Linked DNA regions of Homo sapiens: region 2 is linked to region 1. A link is a contact called in ENCODE Hi-C data. All regions are on one chromosome and are shown on one strand. The core of a region is the stretch at or near the end of the contact, and the rest is flanking DNA. Distances in the headings are between cores, read along the strand shown.

The links. A loop is a pair of places that touch in the nucleus more often than their neighbours do. Pooled maps may share reads with other maps.
Region 2: a map with no recorded cell type shows a loop between it and region 1 (6-fold over the local background). The contact joins the promoter of PLD1 here to the enhancer-like site in region 1. A Hi-C loop is called at or near these places in 2 of 37 single-sample maps with no recorded cell type and 2 of 50 pooled maps.

Annotation. Positions count from the first base shown.
Region 1 is chr3:169,944,094-169,949,797 of GRCh38, reverse strand. It overlaps the pseudogene FHL1P1. Among named protein-coding and RNA genes, the nearest start is that of SEC62, 20 kb to the left of the region's middle. RefSeq lists an enhancer at 3,988-4,037. Within about 2 kb of position 4,302, at least 8 of the 41 ENCODE cell types and tissues checked have a DNase peak (open chromatin) inside an H3K27ac peak, as active enhancers do.
Region 2 is chr3:171,808,859-171,813,890 of GRCh38, reverse strand. It overlaps PLD1 (phospholipase D1), which reads left to right and starts at 3,408. Exons shown (of 27, transcript NM_002662.5): 1 at 3,408-3,492.

The DNA of each region.
Region 1 (5,704 bases), core at 3,053-5,552:
ATGAATAAAAGTTCTTGACTGGGTGCAGTGGGCTCATGCCTATAATCCCAGAACTTTGGGAGGCCAAGGCGAGAGGATTACTTGAGCCCAGGGTTTTGAGACCAGCCTGGGTAACATGGGGAAACCCCTTCTCCACAAAAAAATGAAAAAATTAGCTGGGCCATGGTGGTGCATACCTGTGGTCCCAGCTACTTTTGAGGCTGAGGTGGGAGGTGGGAGGATTTCTTGAGCCTGGGAGGTGGAGCTTGCAGTGAGCGCCACTGCACTCCAGCCTGGGTGACAGAGTGAGACTCTGTGTAAAAAAAAACAAAAAACCACACACACACAAAACAAAAAAACACACACACACTTTCCTTCTGCTGTTTGGAAGGAAGCTATTTCTATTTATTCAGTGTTTGGGGACCTAAATATGTGTCTGAAAAGAAAATGTTGCTGTACTACAGGATGGTGATTGAAGTCCTGAAAATATCAGGAAACTGTTCTCATTTATTATTTGTCAAATAGCGCTTTCTGTAAACACTTGTAATCTCTGTTTTACAGGTGAAAGAAGACTGCAGCTGAGTTCTATTATCAAAGCAAAGTGCTGTACTGTACTTGAAATAACTCTAGCAAATACTGTGCTTCCTGCACAGAACCTGTTGGATTACTCACACAAATGTCAAAGAACAGGTTGACATTTTAGCAAGTTATCAGCCTGGCCCATATAAAAAAAGACATTTCTAGTTTTTACACTTTGCAGGGTTCAGAGAGCAGTTGAATGTTATTTTTAGTCTATGATCCAAAGCAGCTAATGACAGAGTCTACCTTAGAAGATAAACAGGCTTCTGATTTATAACACAAGGCTAATGGTAGATATTGTGTGATGTGTCCAGTTAAATTAACGAAATAGCTTTGCAACAGTGTGGAGTAAAGACTTAGGCTTAAAACAGAGAATTTGAGGATTGAGATAAGTCCAGAGAAGCAGCAGGATGGAGTGCAGATGCAAGAGAAAGGCTATGTCAATGCCATATTATAAATATAGCTCATAGACAGCATATCCTAGTGTGTGTCTGAAGAGGCCTGTGCCCTTGAGGAAAGGGGAGATTATGACCTTGTCCCCCAGTGTCATTTGCATAAATTCTTAGAGACCTTGGGGCAGTGAGTAGGAGACTGGTTGAGATGATTACTATAGGAAAATTGAATAACTTAAAGTATGGATATCTTACTGTTACAGGAAATGCTTAGGAGGTGAGGTACTCTGAATTTAGAATATGATGGCCTAAGGGATTCGGAGTCAAGAAGCAGGACATGGGATGAAGATACATCCACTGTCAAGCTGGTCATTACGACAGGGAGAAATAGCCCTCCACAGAGTGAGACTAGTGAGACTTGCAAGAATTGAATGATGGTCCCGTTGGACGAAACTCTTTAGGGTGAGTTTGCTTGTCTGGGAAAGACAGAACTCAGAGCCCTAATTGAGATGAACTGCAAGATGGGTTCAGCAGGAGAAAGTGGCTGGAAAGGGGGAGGGACCAGGAGCCAAATGGGTGACTATCTGCCAGGTGGTCTCCTGAGGGCACGCATCTTCCCTGGTGGTGTGACTAGAAAGAGGGAGTCCAAAGCACAGTCCCTTCTCCTCCACTTGGCACACATCAACACTTTCCTCTTTTCCTGTGAGCCAAGGTAGAAGGTCTGGTCCAGAATGGACGATATGGGTGGAGGGGTGAGTCAGTATTGTTTTTCATGTTGGTGGTTGGACTCAGTTTAAAAGATGGATGTCTTAGGGTAGTAGGTAGCATAGTTTTCCTAGCTTTGTTGTCACAGGTGATAGAAGCTGGACCATAAGTTAGGGTCACAGCTCCCTTGATTCTCCTTCTTCTTTGTTCTCCTTCCTCTTTCACAACTCTCTCTCCTAGGTACTTTTAGTCAGGCTGCAGATGGAATTCTGGGCGTTTGCTCCAGAGAGAATTTTCCTAGGTAGCTTTTGCGTTAAACAGACTTCATTATACATTTTGCTTTGCATGGGGCCTCTCTCTCCTGACACAGATACATGGGCCCCTTGTAGCCCACAGCCCCCAGTGTCACACATTAGTGGCACAGGCTTGGTTTTGACATTGGTTCAAGGTACCCAGTGAAGAGCACTTTCTGTAAGAACAGTTCAATGGCAGGACCCATAATGGTTATGAGCACGGAGGCCTCCAGTGCAGGAGCATCCGCAGTGGTTGCTGATCCCCAGAAGGGAGACGTACTCTCTTTCTTTTTGTGTTTCCAAAGGCAAAGGCATACTCTTAGGAGGCAGACAGAAAGATGTACAGTTAAGAAGTGGGGTTTTTAGGTTCTGTTAACAGCTGGTTTATTACCTTTTTTGGAACTTTCTCACCCTTTCTGCAGTGAAATAGGCTATTTCTCTATGTAGGAGTACACCTGTGGGGAAAAAAATGTGTGGAAACCTAGCTATTCCCCAAAAAGGAGCACAAAAAGAAGGACATCTGAGATTGCTGAATACTTTTCAGATGACAAAGAACTTAGAATGTTGAGAGGGGACTTACAGGGAATGGGCTGATAAAAGACTTGAGTGTCATCTAGTATTTACCCCTTTCTCCTCCAACTTGAGTTAGCTAAATACACACACACACACACACACACACACACACACACACACGAATATACCTGCTTATAATAAACGCTCTAATCAACAAATCTACTGGATCATAAGCTCTGCCAAGGTAGCGCCTGTGGTGTTCCCTTTTTATCCTTAGCCTGTAGCACCAGGCCTGGCACATAGATTCTTGGTAAATATCTACTGAGTGAATGAATTGTTGAACAGCTCGTAATGAAGAACTGATTCTGAGAATCTGTGGAATACTTCAAAAGAGAATGAATACAATGCATATATTAAAAGAGGAGGCAGTCTGCAGCCACTGCCACCTCCGCCACCGCCAGCTGTGCGGGTGAGCATCCCCAGGCAGCACGTTGGAAGTTGTTTTCAACCATATCCAGCCCTTGCCAAATACATCCTGTTTGTCACACATCCAAAGTGAGGTCCCTCCAGCTATAAGGTGGGCACCATGGCAGAGAAGTTTTTGACTGTCTCTACTGCAGGGACCCCTTGCAGAGGAAAAAGTATGTGCAGAAGGGTGACCACCACTGCTGCCTGAAATGCTTTGACAGGTTCTGTGCCAACACCTGCGTGGAATGCTGCAAGCCCATCCATGTGGACTCCAAGGAGGTGCACTATAAAAACTGCTCCTGGCATGACCCCTGCTTCCACTGTGCCAAGTGCCTTCACCCCTTGCCAATGAGACCTTTGTGGCCAAGGACAACAAGATCCTGTGCAACAAGTTTGCCACTCAGGAGGACTCTCCCAAGTGTAAGGGGTGCTTCAAGGCCTTTGTGGCAGGAGATCAAAAATGGAGTACAAGGGGACCATCTCGCACAAAGACCGCTTCACCTGTAGCAACTGCAAGCAAGTCATGGGGACTGGAAGCTTCTTCTCTAAAGGGAAGGACTTCTACTGTGTGACTTGCCATGAGACCAAGTTTGCTAAGCATTGTGTGAAGTGCAACAAGGCCATCGCATCTTGGGGAGTCACTTACTAGGATGAGCCCTGGCATGCCGAGGGCTTTGTATGTGTTACCTGCTCTAAGAAGCTGGCTGTGCAGCATTTCACCACTGTGGAGGACCAGTAATACTGTGTGGATTGCTACAAGAACTTTGTGGCCAAGAAGTGTGCTGGATGCAAGCACCCCATCACTGGGTTTGGTAAAGGCTCCAGTGTGGTGGCCTATGAAGGACAATCCTGGCACGACTGCTGCTTCCACTGCAAAAAATGCTCTGTGAATCTGGCCAACAAGCACTTTGTTTTCCACGAGGAGCAAGTATATTGCCCTGACTGTGCCAAAAAGTTGTAAACTGACAGGGGCTCCTGCCCTGTAAAATGGAATTTGAATTTTGCTCTTTGTGTCCTTACTCTCTGCCCTATACCATCAATGGGGAAGAGTGGTCTTTCCCCTCTTTAAAGGTCTCCTGTCTTTTCTCCCGTTTTACAGTATTACTCAAATAAGGGCACACAGTGATCATATTAGGATTTAGCAAAAAGCAACCCTGCAGCAAAGTGAATTTCTGTCCAGCTGCAACTGAAAAACGAAAATTTAAGTAGATTGACTCTTCTGCATGTTTCTCACAGAGCAGAAAAGTGCTAGTCATTTAGCCACTTAGTGATGTAAGCAAGAAGCATATGAGATAAAGCCCCCACTGAGATGCCTCTTGCGGCTCAGCTGGGACCTACCGTGTAGTCACGCGACATGCAAGAGTTGTAGTGGCTGCTTCAACTCGCTGCTCACCCTCTTCTGTGAGCAGGAAAAGAACTTACTGACGTGCATGATTTAACTTCCTCATCAAAACTCTGACCTTCCTTCTGTTATTTTGTGCTTTCAAATGACTAATATGCACTTCCAGAAAATTAACATTTGAACTTAGCTGTAATTCTAAACTGACCTTTCCCCATACTAATGTTTGATTTCCCCATGTGGCATGTTTTCTGAGTGTTCCTACCTTAAAGCATGGAACATGCAGGTGATTTGGGAAGTGTAGGCAGATCTGAGAAAACGAGCCTGTTTCAGAGGAACATTGTCACAGCAAATACTTCTGGAAACTTAACAAAACCAACCCTGATGTCCTTTTTATTGTTTTTAATTAGGAATATTTTTGTTTTAATTGATAGCAAAATAGTTTATAGGTTTGGAAACATCCATGAAAATATTCTATTTATTTTATTTTATTATTATTATTATTTTTTGAGACGGAGCCTTGCTCTGTCGCCCAGGCTGCAGTGCAGTGGCGCATTCTCAGCTCACTGCAACCTTCGCCTCCCAGGTTCAAGCAATACTCCTGTCTCAGCCTCCTGAGTAGCTGGGACTACAGGCATGCGCCACCACACCCAGTTAATTTTTGAATTTTTAGTAGAGATGGGGTTTCAACATATTGGTCAGGCTGGTCTTGAACTCCTGACCTCAGGTGATCCACCCACCTAGGCCTCCCAAAATGTTGGCATTACAGGCGTGAGCCGCCATGCCTGGCCTGCATGAAAATATTCTAGCCCTTTCAGATGTTCCTGTAGTGTTGAAATTCATCCTATGGAAGTAACTGCAAAACTCTATAGGGGGAGTTGAGCAGGTGCCAGGACTGTCATCAACATGGATATGACAGTACAGAGCAGTGGTGAGTTGAATCCCTTGTAACGCAGTTGTCTGCTCTTTGTCCATGTGTTAATGAGGGCTGCAAAGTCCCTCCTATAGCGATTCCTAGGAATTTTCCTCAAGAGGAAATGCGGATTTCCACCTACCACTTACCTGAAATACAGGATCACCTACTTACTGTATTCTACATTATTTTATGATATAATGAGACAATATCAAAAGTAAACATGTAATGACTATGTGTACTAACATTCTTGTAGGAGTGGTTAGAGAAGCTGATGTCTCATTTCTACATTCTGTCATTAGCTGTTATCGTCTAATGTTTCAGTGTATCCTTATGGAAATAAAGCAGCATATGAATTTAAAAAAAGAGGAGGATTAGTCCAGGAACTACAGAATGATTAACTTACTTTTATACTGTAAAAAAGTTAGTATCCCCATGATGTTTCTCCAAAATAGTTTGAAAATAATTAGAAGAATTATAAATTATAGTGTGTCTCTCCTCTCTTACCAAGGACTAAGGGCTA
Region 2 (5,032 bases), core at 2,159-4,658, 1.9 Mb before region 1:
GAGGATTATTGGGGACAAATAATGAATGCAGACTTGCTCTCTGAAGGAAAAGGGCACCGGGGCCTCACAGAATCAAGACAAAGTGGAAGAACAGCAGGAACTAAGGAAGCAACAAAAAGATTTAAAAAAAAGACCCACAAAACCTAGGAAGTAAAAGTTTCCTAGGTTTTACTGGTCAGGGTAAAGCTGCTGATGGGCCGCTTCTGTCTCTGTTCAATAAGCTCAACCTCAAAGATCACCGGCTCCCTCATCCCCTGAGATTCAGTCCACCTGGCCTATAGGGTAAATGGAATGGTGGTGGGAATATGGAAGAAGGATCTGACCTTCACTTTTGAGGTTACTGCTTGAAATTGCTGTCTTGCCAGGCCTATGCCTATTTGGGGAGAGGTAATTTTCTATAAGAAAATGGAACTGTCAGAAAAGATGATAGATGTTGGTATCCCAAAATGACTAGATGATCTGGATGGCAGTGCTTGTATCAAATGTACCACAAGGGAAAATCTGGGGGAGCACCATTTGTATGTCACTTTGATAAAATAGTTCTGTTTCTGTTGAAAGCATTATTGCAAATTAACAAGAAACTAATTTACCATAGAAAAAGAACAGGTAATGGACATGAATAGATCATTTTCAGTAAATGGTACAAATAATAACATGAAAAAATCGTGTTCAGCATTACTGATTATAAAAAAGTTGATTAAAACAAGATATGATTTTGATTCGTGACATTTTCAGGTTATAAGCAAGGCAATATTTAATACTGGAGGGTATTTTTGCAGCATCACACAGCACCTTAAAAATGTTTCTAAATGCTGATCCAGTATTTCTACTTTTAGGAATCTATCCTAAGGATGTAGAGATCTTGACAAAGATGATGCAACGTAGTGTTCATTCTAGCATGATTTGTAAACTGCAATAAAGTCTGAAAATATCCTAAAACATTTGATAAATGATTGTAATATTCTTCAACCACAGAAATGATATCTTAAAGAAAGTTTAATAACAGTAAAAAATAGTCAATTTATAAATACTTAGTGAGATAAGGAAGATTCTAAACTCTGTAAAGCATGGTGTTAATTTTATAACAAACCTCTGGGCATAGAAAAAATAAGGAAATATACTAAATGCTAATAGAGAGTGTGTGTGTGGGAGTTATAGGTGATTTTAATTAAAAATGTTTTTCTGTGGTCTCTAAAACATAGATGTAAAATTTTTTTTCTAAAATATAGATGTTAAAATTATAAAAATGAACATATATGTTTTTATTCTCAGAAGAAAATAGAACAATTAAAAGGATTTCAAATACCACTTTGACAAAAATGTCAAGTGCATATTGAGATGAATGTATAGCATGATTACTTAGTCACTGTTTCTTGACATCTTTGAAGATATGAAAGAGTTGGAAAGAAAAATCACAAAATCTCTCAGGAAAATAAAATAATTACATACAAAATCATACTACTTCTAAAATTCATGTTTGGGAGTCCATAAGCTTCAGTTCATCTCTAAACAACATATGGCATTTCCTATTTTATTCCTCTATCCCAGGGAGGCAGAAATTCAGTTATTGTAAGGGCACTTAGATAATTTTCTTTCTTTCTTTCTTTCTTTTTTTTTTTTGAGACAGAGTCTTGCTGTGTCACCAGGCTGGAATGCAGTGGTGCAATCTCAACTCACAGCAACCTCCTCCTCCCAGGTTCAAATAATCCTCCTGCCTCAGCCTCCCGAATAGCTTCGATTACAGGAACCTGCCTCCACCTCCGGCTAATTTTTGTATTTTTAGTAGAGCCGGGGTTTCGCCATGTGGCCCAGACTGGTCTTGAGCTCCTGACCTCAGGTAATCAACGCGCTTCGGCCTCCCAAAGTGTTGGGATTACAGGTGTGAGCCACTGCGCTTGGCCTTGATAATTTTATTTCTAATTAGATTTAGTAGAAAGACCTATTGTTGGAGGCAAGTGCCAAATGTTTTCATAGTGACACTTAAGAATTTGGGATGCAATTTTATAGACTGCTGCTTCTCAACCAAAAGCATTATAATTTCTAAAGACAAGCTTGTAAGAATGCAGTTACGTGTGTGCACAAGACTTATCAGACCATCTGTGACTAATAAAGCTTGAGAAAGAGGGGAGGAGAGAGGGTATTCTGCCTTCCAGTAACATGCTTGTCTGAAACTTACTAAACTCCTCTTAGGCAATACTCTGCTCAGAGAGTCATGTGTTTAATTGTAAAAATCTGTCAGTATCATAGGATTCAAAAGACATCAATCATTTATGTCAACAAGGAAAGAGTGAGGGCTGTGTGACTCTTCTATCATTAGGAAAAGATGTGCTCAAGAGACAAAAATGTGGTCTAAGGAGGGCTGAGCAACTGTAGGTTACAGGAAAACTGAGTTCCAGACTATAATTTGGCCCCCCTCCCCTAATTTGGACTGGTATATTATATTTTTCATTTCATGCAATGCCATGTGTGCAGTAAGACATTATGTAACTTGGTCAGTCGCAGTTGTGTAATATCCACTAAATGCTTTAAAGTGGCTGACGTTATTAGCAGTTTGGTGCATGGGGAGGCCATTGCTTCCCCTGGCTTTGGCGGGATGCAATATCGTGTAATGAGGTTGGAACTGGCCTATATTCAAAATTACATTCCCAAAGGGCTGCTATTCAAGCCACATGACAACTGGTTCTCTTTTTCTTAAGACTTTATTCTAAGTGGACTGAAAACAGCAAAATTGCCGTGTTTGAACGGTTCCATAGGTGGAATGGGTCTTTTCCCTGTTTTGCTCCCAATTTATTATTTTATGCTAAGATTTCTGAATTATAACCAGTTTTAGAGACATCGGGACACAAATTCCCGTCCCCCTCCATCTAAGCTGTGTGACCTCGGGCTGGTTCTGAGCCTTCATTTCCTTACCTGTAAATTGGCGATAACACTTCCCTAAGGAGGTGCAAGAAGGCTTATAAAGACTCCAGCAAAGCTCCAGTCTCTTAATTATGTCACCTCAGGCAAGTTATTTAGCCGTTTGATTTGCTGATTCCTTACTTATAAGTTGGACCAGTTGTGGCTACTATCCGCAGTAGTCGAAGAATAGATATCATAGGCAAAGCTCCGGGAAAGGTGGCTGGTCCTTGGCGGCTCGAGAGGACCTGATAATGGTCCTAATAGCGAGCATTCCCTAGGGTGATGCGGTCGAGTTATGAAACTTTGGGAAAAGAGAACAAGGAACGCGGGCGATCAGAGGCCCAGTCGCGAGACCTGCCCCGCTGGGGCCTCCAGCCGGCACCGCGACGCCCCGGGACCTGGCACCGCCTCGCTCCACCCCTGCGAATCCGGGGCGAATCCGGGCGGAGAGTTCCTGCCGGCCGCGCAGCGCAGAGCCCCCTCCGGCCCGCCCTCTCTCCCTCCCTCCCGCTGAGCTCCAGCTGTGCCAGAGGCACCCGAGCCCTGAGAGTCCGCCGCCAACGCGCAGGTGCTAGCGGCCCCTTCGCCCTGCAGGTAGGAGCCGCGCCGAGACCCGGATCACCGGGCGCCCGTGGGAGCCGGGTTTCCACTGCCCTCGCCCTCCGTCCCTCCTCCGCCCAACCTGGGCAGCTGGCCGCTCCCCGCCCAACTTGGACGGGATTTCAGCGAGTGAGTCGGCGGCGGACTCCCTAGCGATCCCCAAGGGCCTCCCTCGCACGCCTTCGGGTGGAATTCCTGCAGGGTGAAAGCTGACAACTCTGGCACGCACTTTTGCCGCGCGGGCGGCTGCCTGGAGCGCAGAGCCGCGCAGGCTCAGGCTGAAGCCCAGGCGTCCTCTGCAGGATGCACCGCCTCGCCGCCACAGGGCTTCGGGTGCAGTGTGTGTGGTGTCCCCAGGTCATCCGGGCGCCCTTGGTTCGGGTGCGCGGTGGCATGACTGGGCTGGTGGGGGCGATGGGACCGGCATCCCGTACCAACCAGGAAGTGCCGCGTCCCAAGGCTTCGAGCCCAGCCCGCAGAGCACGGTCCTGGGGGTGTGATCACAGCTGCTGACCGCGGCTCCCGCCGTGTGATGTGACCACTCGGAGGTGGGGCGAGGGGGCCGGGGGCCAGCAGCAGGGAGTGTGTAAAAGGTCTTCTTCCTCACAATACGATTGAAGGTGTTTGGGACGTAGGGCTCAGATCCAGGAGTGCCGTCCTCCAAGCCTTCCATAGGATTTTGTGACGCCCTTGAGAACCGCCCTTGTAGACTCAGTCCTGAACTACCGCCACGCCTGTATTTGCTCCTCCTCATCTCGGATTATTGCTTTCTTTACTTCCTCTGTGAAGCACTAAATACTAGTAGCTTTTTAAGAACAGACCACAACAGTTTCTTCGTTTGACCATTACTAAGTCTGCCTCCAAAATGGGGAGTTCCGTTAACTTTATCAGCCAGCCCTGCCAATTTTAGTTAAGATAAGCCTTCGTGGGCCTCCAAAGGCCTCTGAGAGACTAGGTACCCAGAGACCTCTGAGGTATGTTAAATGGTTTAGTTCGTGGTGGTGCAATGAAAACTTAAAGAAGGAAAGGAATCTGCAATTTGAACTGTTAACAGACCCCACATTTACACACTGCCTATTTGAATAAGAATCTCTTTCAGTATTAAATGTTTTGTGACACACAAATGAATTTGTACACAGTCTTTTAGCTTGAATTTGTAGACAGCCTTTAAATGTTGTTTGGGGATCTTTGGACTAATTGTATAAGCGCTCAGTCTGGCTTCTCAAGAACCAGTACAGTTAACAATCCATATAAAAAGTTGGAGTGCTGCCTGGGCGCGGTGACTCACGCCTGTAATCCCAGCACTTTGGGAGGCTGAGGCGGGCAGATCACCTGAGGTCAGGAGTTTGAGACCAGCCTGGCCAACATGGTGAAACCCCGCCTCTACTAAAAATACAAAAATTAGCCAGGCGTGGTGGCACACGCCTGTAATCCCAGCCACTCGGGAGGCTGAGGCAGGAGAATCGCTTGAACCCGGGAGGCGGAGGTTGCAGTGAGCCGAGATGGAGCCATTGCACGCCAGCCTGGGCGACAG